Regions from separate parts of the Mus musculus genome. Here region 2 is linked to region 1. The links are chromatin loops, found by intact Hi-C in ENCODE. Cell type or tissue: heart. All regions are shown on one strand. Links, peaks and the distances in the headings refer to the core of each region. The heading gives the core; the rest is flanking DNA. Region 1 overlaps Lrrc42 (leucine rich repeat containing 42). Region 2 overlaps Yipf1 (Yip1 domain family, member 1).

Region 1 (5,376 bases), core at 288-5,287:
CCATGTGTAGCTGCCCATTTTCTCGAACATAGATGGGCCCTGGATCCAGGTGGGCTTCTGAGTTGAGGTAGTAAGCCATTGCCTTGGTTGCAACTGTAAAAGCAAGGTGTGTGGAGGCAAATCCAATTAGAATGTCATCTGCAGCTTCACCTTGCTGTGCCCACAGCTTTATGATCCTACCACTACCAGGAAAGCAAGACTCACCAGTTGCTGAGAACTTTGTCACTATGAGGCTGTTCTACTGTTTTTACCTGAAGTGCCTCTTTTGCATTTTTCTCACCTATTTAGTAATCTACTCATCTTTCAGAACTTTGAGCTCAAATTTCATTTGGAGAATTCACCCAGAATTTACAAAAAAATGCCAGCAACAATTCTTTTCAAAGTAGACTCACAGCAGCACAGCTTATGTTAGCAGAGCAACGAGGAGCATCAACTAAATGCCCAACACTGAGTCCTAGTAAACAAAGCATACACTATTTCATCAGACATTATGAACCCACTAGAATTCTGGAATTAAAAATGTTTACACACAGAAAACAGTAACTCCGCTAGCGGGTTTGGCACTTTCCACACATCTCTTTGTTGCACTTGGCTCACTGTCTTATTGATTGGCTTCTGGGTCTGTCTTAGCTGCTTTGCACACAGAGAGAAAGACCACATTTAATTCAGACTCCATAACAGGACTCTGGTACAGTGCAGTCCCTTGGGAGAATGTCATGGAACTAGTTTACAAGTTCCATAAGCCTTAGGTAAACCATGAGCAAAAGGATGTCTTGAATTTACAAATAAAGGCCTCCACAACAAAGGCTAAATAAAATCATTACAGTCTTCCAGTGTTCAGATTCTGTCCAAGCACTTTGAGGTAAGTTAAAAACCAAAAAGCAGTTATGTTTTTCTTTAATCCCACTGGTGACATTATGCATCAAGAATTATAATAAATACTATTTTCTTGAGTGAGATTTCAAATTACACAAGAAACTTCTATGTTAAATAAAGGCATCCGATTATCATTTCTACAATAAGAAAGGGGGAAATGTGGATTTTAATAACATGTCAGCCTATCAGTATTTCTCTCTCTCTTTTTTTTTGTTGTTGTTGGGTTGTTTGTTTATTTGTTTTGTTTTTGAGACAGGGTTTCTCTGTGTAGCCCTGGCTGTCCTGGAAATCACTCTGTAGACCAGGCAGGCCTCGAACTTCATCTGCCTCTGCCACCCAAGTGCTGGGATTAAAGGCGTGCCCCACCACACCTGGCTCCTAGCAGTATTTCTAAAACTCTGAAACTATCCCTCAAAGACTTTGGTTGACTTTTGGAGGTATATCAAGTCAGGTTCTACATCAATACCTACAATGTGGCCTGAAGCCACTTACAAGTGTCAGCAAACAATTAAGTTAGTGACAAAAATGCTGAGTCTCTGAAGATCAAGCAATGATCCTATTTGTGGGAATCACTACTGCTCATTTTTCTCCTGAGAATAATTATGTATATAAAGCACATCAGAAAGGAGGGACCAGCCTAGCCCTGGAGCCTCACCCTTTCCAGCTCATCTACTATGTTCTATTCTGTGGCCCTCCCAATGCTACATGGGTAAATTGCCACTCACTTGACCCACTGGAATTAGCTTAGTTTACTGCTTTTGGTTGTTCTGCCTGACCTAGCTATTTCCTGTTCATCATTAACATTCAGCTCAACCATCACTCAGCATTCTCCTGGGAAACTTCTCCAACCCCAGTACCAGTCCATGTCTGTCTGGTTTTCCCAAAGCACCCAGTGTTTCCTTTTAGACAACACTTAGCACTGTGTACTATGTTCAATTGTTACTGTACCCAAAGCTGTGAGTTTTTTTCTTTCTCAGGCCGAACATGGTGCTTAGTACTGAGTAAGCACTCAACAGATATATGCTGAACTGAATGAGACCTCAAAGGGGTAGATTTAGTGCTGCGTTGAAGGGCCTGCTGATATTGTTGCTAGGAGCCAGCTCCTCTTCCAGGCAACAGCTGCAGGCTCCTCCCCCACTTGTCAGCCCCTTCTGCAGGTGGTAGAAGCAGAGCAGATGATGGGGCTATATTGCTACTGGTACTATGTGGGGGGTGGGGGAGGGAGGACAAAACAACTAAAGTAAAAACCAGTTTTTTTTTTTTAAAGTCTTGTCATAGTGCCAGTTCTTACACTTCATATTCTTGCCAGCATTTAAGGGCTGCTGCTGAAAAGATGCCCTCCCCACTTGCTATAAAAGCTTCTTTCAGCAGGGCAAGCATTTAGCCCCTTCGACCTCACAGACCTTAATCCTAACCTGGAGAAAAAGAAAATGCTCTTTGATCTTTAAGACTAGAACCTCAAGCTGGGCAGTGGTGGTGCACGCCTTTAATCTCAGCACTTGGGAGGCAGAGGCAGGCGGATTTCTGAGTTCCAGGCCAGCCTGGTCTACAGAGTGAGTTCCCGGACAGCCAGGGCTACACAGAAAAACCCTGTCTCAAAAAACAAACAAACAAACAAACAAAAAACAAAACCAGACTAGAACGTCAGAGCCTACTCTACCTAGGTATCAGAAAGTAAATACTACGTATGGCATAAAAACAAATTATTTGCTAGACAAGAAATGATCAAGTGGGTAAATGAAGGAAAGAAAACATATCATTATCACCATTTTAGAGTGGCCAGAAATTTAGCATGTAGTCCAGGCTGGCTTCAAACTCAGAGAGATCCTTCTACCATGGCTTTCCACATACTGGGATTACAGTCATAAGCCACTACACCTAGCCTAACAATCTAACTGTAACAGCAGAAGGGCAAATCCTATGAAGATAATGTATCTTAATGGACCAACACACCATAATACTGATGAGGAGGACAGAAAGACGAAAACCCAGGTTTTACATATTTGCACTGCTCTTAATTCTCCTCTCTAACGTCCCACAAACTTTGGAGTAAAACGGAATGAATGGATGACAGTGTCTCATGAAAACTAGAAGTATGATTCCATCCAGCAGAGGGCACAAGTAGCGTGGGACCAGAGTCTGGATGCTAATCCCTTACTCTGCCCCTCCTGGCAACTTTACCCTTCAAAAACAGGGGCACAGTGAGGACTAAATCACATCTTCAGACTACTTATCAAACAGTATTCTCTTTTTAAATGATGTAAAAATTCAGTATTTACTGAAGAGTATATCTACATCATTTGTCCAGGCAATAATCCAAGGCTTTGCTTTCTTCAGTTATTTGAAGAACTACTCTTAATTTAGGGAATCATGCATGGTAACCTTTTTTTTTTTTTTAAAACATCCTGCATTCTTCCAATAAAGTACTTCCTGAAGTTTGTAATGTACTATAAAATGATCTAAGGATTAAATGAATGTCTGAACTTTCAACTTTAAGAACCATAAAGGGTAAAGCTTCTCTCCTGGATATTGCTTGCCCGTCACTATTATTCATGTTGGCCTCTACAAACTGGCCCCTTAAAAGACAAGAGCCTTTTCTTGCCTGGGGGTGTGAAGGTTGGAAGTGCTCTTTTAAACTGGAAAGTTAAGATAACATGTATCTGCAAGATAACAATGTTCAGTGTAGATCTCTTGCAGCTATGGGTCAGATTAACAGAGTGACTGGCTGACTGGCGGTGTTCTAGCCCACTACAGAGAAACAGCTCTGTGATCTACCTAAGCATTACAAAGCATTAAAAATGTACAGCAGTGCATTCACATTACATTAGTGAAGCTAAAGTTAGCACAAAGCATATCATTTCTTCAAATAAATGAAATATAACCTTGGTACATTAAAAATTCAGTTCTGTAAAACATCTTTAAATGAGAGAAGGATAAAATAATTGACAACCAAACATAAGTTTTAAAACCTTGAATCCAGCTTCCAAGCAAAAAGCATAAAATTATTCCAGACAAAGAGAGGAAAGAGGAGAGAGGCATCAGGGTAATAGTGCTAAAACTGTGAGCTGAGCCTATGGTTCAGGAAAAAAAATACCAAAACCAAAAATCAGAAAGAACACCTAACCTTAATAAATCAGTCTTCTAAGAATAAGTAGGCCAAAATAATGATCAACAATAATGATTCCAGATGTGACTGAAAGCTACCATTTTTTATATACCTACAAGCTAACAAGCACTGTAAGGTACAACATAAAATGATGTCATGCAATCACTGATCCTATGAGGTCAGTATTGCCACTTTATGGATGAAGAGCCTCAGAGAAATGAAGGAACTTAAGGCTCACAACTCCTAAGTGAGAGAGCCTGAATTCAATCACAGGTCTGTGTAATTCCAAAGCACAAGATCTTCCCACTTGTATCTCAAGAATAAAAATACAACATCAGCCTTAAAAATATTCTTAAAACACTCAAAATTAACATCACCGGCCATTTGATCTCTCTGGAACTCACAATGGCTCAAACTGGGAGTTAAGAGGGCAGGGACTATAGTAAAAAACAGTGGTCATCTGAGGAAGAGTGGGTGGAAACAGAACCAGGGCTCACTCAAGGATGAAGCGCTCCCCCTTCACTCTGCCAGGGCAGAAATCCGCCATATCCACACACCAGGAAAACATCTGTCAACCCACTACCTTCATCTCAAGACTGCAGACACCTTTGGCTCATTTGAAAATGTAGTGGTTTTTAAAGACTTTTTCTTAACATAGGAAGAAATCCGAAGAGAAAGTAGTTCCAAAGTATCTCTAACCAACTAACAATCCATCTTCATTGTTCTGTGTCACCGCCATTATTCAATTTCCCACTACTTCTTTTTTCCCTGTAACTTGCCACTTCCCTACCTGCCTTCTCCCCCAAACTGCAGAAACTCATGTCCTATCCGGGCCCATACTTTGTCCAAGAGCAAGCTAATCTCTCCCACATCTTGATAGTTTTACCCACTCTTTAGCTTTTCAAACAGAAAAAATTTCAGTCCCCCACCCCCCAAATTCTAACCTTCCCCATTCACTCCCAGATCTTCTACCCATCTTCCTCACATCCCAGACTCTCCCGTGCCCCTCAAAAGACTCAACCCCGCCTCCACCTGTCTTCTAGCGACCCGTCTCCAGCCCCCATCCTTCTCTCCCTCCTCACGAGTCTTCCTCTCACCATCGAGGTTCCTCTTAGCACCCTAGTCTCCCCATCTCTTTCCCGGTTTTGCGTCCTCAACCTTCAGATTCCCCTTTCTTCACGCCTCACTATCTCCAACTTCCCAATCCACGGCCTCAACTAGTTTCTTCCCTGCCCCCCCCCGCCCCACCCCTCCCCCTATTCCAACCCTAGCTCCTTCCCTTGGTGCACTCCTCAACCCCTTTTCTTTCCCCCTTTCCCGGCACTCCCACCCAAGCTTCTCCCCAAGTCCACCTAAGCTAAATCCGCTCCCTCTCCCGCCCAGAACCCTAAATT
Region 2 (5,376 bases), core at 160-5,159, 99 kb after region 1:
TGGCTTATGGCCATGGAAGCCCCTCCTTTACTGTGAAGGGTCCTTTAAGTCAGAGGCGTAAGCAGAAGTTCCAGGGCCACTCTGCTGCTCTCACAGGAGTGACCCAAGGTCACAGAGCTCATAAACAGACCAAGGCTCTTGTGTCAGACTGTGACTGTGTCCTTCACTCTCCCTGGACCTGGCCTGACCTGACCTGACCGTCTTCCATCGTATAATGGCTGAGAAGTTGGTGGAGAGGCAGAGGTAGGAGAGAGGCTCATTCCTTCCAGCTCTGAAAAGTCTCCTAATCGGGGCGTGCTGGCCTCTGCAGCAGAAGTGTGTGCTGGGAGAAAGGCTCTTCTTGAGGAGGAACTGCCGTGTTCTGAGCAGAGGAAGCCCTTGATGGCCAGATGTTAAGCCAAAGCCCTGTGTCTGAACTGTCTTCTCTCTGTTGGATATGGCTTCTCCTTTCTCTTCTGGAGGAGGGAGAATCAAAATAGAGGAAATGGGGGTCCTGTCCAGCTCGCACACCCACACTTTGGTTATAGAGGAAGCCGGGGGTCCCTCCAGCTCCCACACCCACACTTTGGTAATAGAGGAAGCTGGGGGTCCTGTCCAGCTCCCACATCCATGCTTTGGTTATAGAGGAAGCCGGGGTCCCTCCAGCTCCCACACCCAAGCTTTGGTTATTACTCTGGCCGCCTTTCTCTTTCCTAAGATAAAGGGACTGACCATGCACATCGTAGCACCGTCTGTCCTCTTGGAAGGTTTGGATAAGGTTTGCAGCATGAAAATTATGACAGGTTAGCTGTGTCAGGTGTCTCTCATCTGTCATCTCTGTTCTCAGGAGGCTGAGGCAAGAAGGTTTCCACAAGTTTATGGCCCACCTGGGTCTCATAGTGAGTTGCAGGCCCTTCAGAGGTATAAAAGCAACACCTTGACTTATGAGCAGGGGTTTACTGGGAGGACAGCTCAGCTGGTAAAGTGCTTTCAGAGGACTCTAGTTCGGTCTCCAGAACCCACATAAAAAGAGCTGAGCATGGTGCATGCTTGTAACTCCAGAATTGGGGAGATGGAGACAGGTGAGGCTCAGTGTTAGTCAGCCTAGCCTACGTGTGAGGAGGGGACCTGGTGTGATTATCAAGGAGGAGGTGGAGGAAGAAGAGGAGGAGAGTGTCAGAGGAATAAACTTGAGGTTATGCTCTGGCCTGCACACACATGTACATGTGTGCCTATATACCACACACAGGTGAACATACACAGACACACACATACGGAAAAACAGAGAAAGAAAACTGTTCATGTAATGTCAGAAGACATTATAATTATTGGAAAGCGGTGGGAGGAGTTGGCGAGGGAGCTGTTCGAGCTGAGGGGCACCAGCTGAAGCAGACAGCCTCGCCCGGCTTTCCCTGTCTCCCCTGGGAACCGCGGATTAGTGCTTCGGTTTCAGAGCAGTGATGTATGTGGCAGCCTCACATCTGCTGAGGTCCCTCGGTGACTGCACTGGAAAATGATCTCCAGGTCTTCACTGAACACACCTGGCAGGGACAGCGAAGGAAGCACAGAGCGTGGGTCCTTGGTGGGTTGTCGAGAGCCAGGCAAGCCCACGTTTGGATGATTACCACTGAGCTCAGGGAAAATGGCGCCTACTGGCCACAGTGCCTCAGGATGGGCTGAGCTGAGCACAGACCCTGTGCCACATCACTGGCTGTGCTAGAAGAAAAAGCCTTTTAGAGACTTTTTCCACCACCACCCCGCAATTTTGCAGACAAAACCGAGGAGGTAGAGAAGCCTGTCTAGAGGCACAGTGCTAGTAACTAGTGCAGACAGGGAACGCAGACCACTCAGCTCTGAGACTCATAGCTTCCTGAAGAGCATTTCCTCAAGTGGCCTGGAAGAGAGCCACTCCTTCACTGGTAGTCCCATTCAGTGTTCCTGAGGAGCAGACACGATGGCCTCGGTCTCACTCATGACCCCCAAGTAGAGGAATCGCCTTCCTTTGTGCCAGGAAACAGCTGCAAGAGAAACTTTTAAATTAGGTTTGCTCTGGGGCTGTGATAAGCTAGAGGGAGTTTCTGGGGGGTGGGGGTGGGGGGGCGGGTGGCAAAGAGAAGCTAAAGAGATCTGTTAAGTATGAAGGTTGGAACAGGCTGGGAAGCCCAAGTGTGTTGTGTTGGCACCCTCTTCTGGCTAATAAGGGCAGAGCTGCTGAAAATGGTTCTTAGCTTTTTACCTTTTCATCTTCCTGAGCCACCCATGCCAAGGGAATCCTGTGTATCTAGTGGCCCTTGGGATAGTAACAGCTTCACCCTCCCACACACCCTTTGAAGGGGGGGCTCAAGGCTAACAAGATTGGTGTTTTTCTGTGCTAACTTTAGTGTCCTCTGACCTTAAGGCAGGAGGGAAGATCTTCGTTGCCACCTCCCCTGTCCCATCACCTCCTCCTGGTTCCTGGCAGCTAAGAGTGACAAGCGGAAGCTCTTGTCACACACTTCATTCTCAAGCTCAAGTCCTGGGGACTGAGGTGTGCTTAGCACCTTATTTTCGAGGTCTCTGCAGAAAGTCAACTAACTGGTTTAGCAAGTCAGTCCATAAATATCTGGCTACTTGCTATCAGGCCAGACCGAGATGCTGGCAGAGCAGAGGTAGAGGCAGAGACAGTCCCTGTATCCCCTGTGTGACACAGTAATTGCTAGCGTGAGTCCTGGATCCACTGCTCATGCGCCACGCTCACTTACCCAGGGACAGTCTCTGTGAGCCTCAGTTTCTGCACCTGCCAGGAGAGATCATCGTACAACCCCTTAAGGTCTCTGAGAAGAGTCAGGCATGCAACATAGCATGGCCAGTGAGTGGAGCTAAGTTTTTTGTTGTTGTTGTTTTGTTTTTTCGAGACAGGGTTTCTCTGTGTAGCCCTGGCTGTCTTGGAACTCACTCTGTAGACCAGGCTGGCCTTGAACTCAGAAATTGGCCTGCTTCTGCCTCCTAAGTGCTGGGATTAAAGGCATGCGCCACCACGCCTGGCTGGAGCTAAGTTTTAAAAGGTTGAGTCAGGGAGATACACAGTGAGGTGGCTGCAGTCTGGTGTGATAACAAATATAATGGGGGGGGGGGGCCAGAGACTATTAACATGGCTCCCTCCTGTGTCTCCTTTCCTGCAGGCTTACTTCTTTGATGCTCCAGAGATGGACCACCTCCCAGCAGCTATAACCACTCCCAACCAGACAGTAACAGCGGCCAAATCCAGCTAATGGGGAAAGCAGGTGGTGGCATTTCATCTCTCAGGGTATGTCACAAATAGGAAGGTACATCAGTTCTGCATTACCATCAGGGACCAAAGGCTAGACCCTGAGCTTGTAGACCCTGGGGTAGCGGGGGTGGGGGGGGAGTCCCTGCTCTGGTGATCACACCCACCTTCTCTATCCCCACTACACTGTCCAGTAGCACAGAAGGATTTCTTCCATATCCTAATTGTCTCAGTGATTTTTCTGCATTCTGTGACGTCTCCGACTGATCTCTGAAACCAGTGTTGTCCTCTCTTGAAGGACCCCTGGATTTCTCTGAAGGCTTCTGGATTTCTGTGCTTCATGTGCTCAGGGCCTTTGAAGTTATTCCTCTGTGAATGGTTAGCTGAGCGGGTTAGAGTGTGCAAGAGAGAGATCCAGTTTCATAACTTATTCCTTGCCTCCTGTTCTATGTTCTTAGTACCTTTTTTTGGCTGACAAGTTCTCATATAGCCCAGGCTAGCCTCCAATTCACCGTGTACCTGAGGATGACCCTGAACTTGAACTCTTGTACTTAGTTCATCCTCCTGCCTCTGGTTCCGCAGATGCTAGTGTTACAGGTGGGTGTGTCTCATCATGTCCAGTGTGCCTTCCTTTTCCCCCTTTCCCTGTGGGCGAGGATTGAACCTGAACCCAGGGCCCGTACAAGCTAAGCAAGTGCTTTCTCATACACCCATGATGACTTTGGTGCGGAGGGACACTTACTGATTCCGTTACGGTTCCTTGTGCCAAGCATAGCTGGGTCTGCACCTGGATTTTAGTTTTATAGGACAGCACACATTGGTGAAGGGAAGCAAGGAAGGCCGAGAATGGACGCGCGGGGTTTTTTTGTCTGTTCTTGACTTGAGCATTTTGTTGAGCTTTTTCATGTTTAGTGACTTTTCTGTCCTGCACCACACTGCCTTATTTCAGTTGATGAAACAAGATGGAAGAGGTCCCAGTTTGTTTTTCACTCCCTACTGGAGAGCCAGAGATAAATGTGTTGTCAGTGTTGTTTACACACTTTCTGAAGGGAATTAAACCTTCAGTTGAGAGGAACATTTGAAAGATATCAAGAAGAAAAGATAAGGCTGTGAGTGGCACCTCCTAAGGCTATATAAAGTGCAGTTCTGTTGTCTAGAATGCTCTTCCCTTCCCACAGTCATCAGCTTCCTGGTGACCCTGACACTCTGTCTACTATGCTCTTGTGCTCAGAGCACTAACTGTCTGTATGTCCATCTGCCTCTTTGTTAATATGTTCAGTCATTTAGCCATCCATCTGTCCCCTGTGTATCAGTGTGACTCCCGGTTAGACAAGGGGTGGATTTCTTCATCCACCGCACAGCCTGGTATACAGTGAGCACTCAGTAAGTGTTTGTATGGGAACTACACTTGAGCCCGTTGTGGGACAAGAGCCTTCACTCTGCTCTGTGAAGATTGGCTGTCCTGTCTCCCAGGGCAGAGGGGATGTGTACTCACCAGCCTGTTGGGCAGATAGGAGGAGAATGAAAGCTTATTCCTACCTGGTACTTACAAGGTGCATTTGAGCCAAAGGTAACTTATCTATAAAATAAAGATAGCGCCCATCTGAGAAGATTGTAGTCACTTTTAGAGACAGCGGCAACTAGGCACTCAGGTAAAATGAAAGCCACTGTCTACTGACAATGGCTGCTCATTTATATTGAACTGTGGTAGTCTTCTTGACTCTGCTTTGATATTTTAGTTCCCTTTTGTAAAACGTGGGGATTTTCTTTCTTCCCTGAGGAATTCTAGTTGTAAGCCCTTCAAGTTAACAAGATATGATCATTAACGGTGCCTCCTGTGGCCGGGCGTGGTGGAGCACGCCTTTAATCCCAGCACTCGGGAGGCAGAGACAGGCGGATTTCTGAGTTCGAGGCCAGCCTGGTCTACAAAGTGAGTTCCAGGACAGCCAGGGCTACACAGAGAAACCCTGTCTCGAAAAAAATAAAATAAAATAAAATAAAATAAAATAAAATAAAAGGTGCCTTCTGTGACCTTGGGAACGTCTCCCTGGCTGACACTCTCCTTTCTTCTCAAGAATATGCAGTTTAAAGTCAGAAGACGGTCAGAGTAGGCTGGGTCTTCCTTCTTGTCTGCATGGAGCCACAGTCAA

What was found. Peaks named below come from ENCODE experiments on the same cell type or tissue, not always from the same donor. Only the 100,000 strongest peaks of a DNase experiment are listed, where the experiment ranks them.
Region 2: a loop joins it to region 1, with 7 times the contacts of the local background. A loop is called at or near these places in 31 of 42 quality-filtered maps.

The regions. Positions count from the first base shown.
Region 1 is chr4:107,247,688-107,253,063 of GRCm38, forward strand. Lrrc42 (leucine rich repeat containing 42) reads right to left here. Exons shown (of 8, transcript NM_029985.2): 2 at 1-93. The coding sequence starts at 79. Among named protein-coding and RNA genes, the nearest start is that of Lrrc42, 3.2 kb to the right of the region's middle. In heart, for the core only: a CTCF peak has its summit at 2,986 (motif pointing right); a DNase peak (open chromatin) is centred at 5,034; H3K4me3 peaks cover 1,577 bases; H3K27ac peaks cover 1,191 bases.
Region 2 is chr4:107,347,274-107,352,649 of GRCm38, forward strand. Yipf1 (Yip1 domain family, member 1) reads left to right here. Exons shown (of 10, transcript NM_145550.3): 9 at 3,141-3,265. The coding sequence ends at 3,230. Among named protein-coding and RNA genes, the nearest start is that of Ndc1, 18 kb to the right of the region's middle. In heart, for the core only: a CTCF peak has its summit at 2,184 (motif pointing left); no DNase peak of the experiment used is centred there.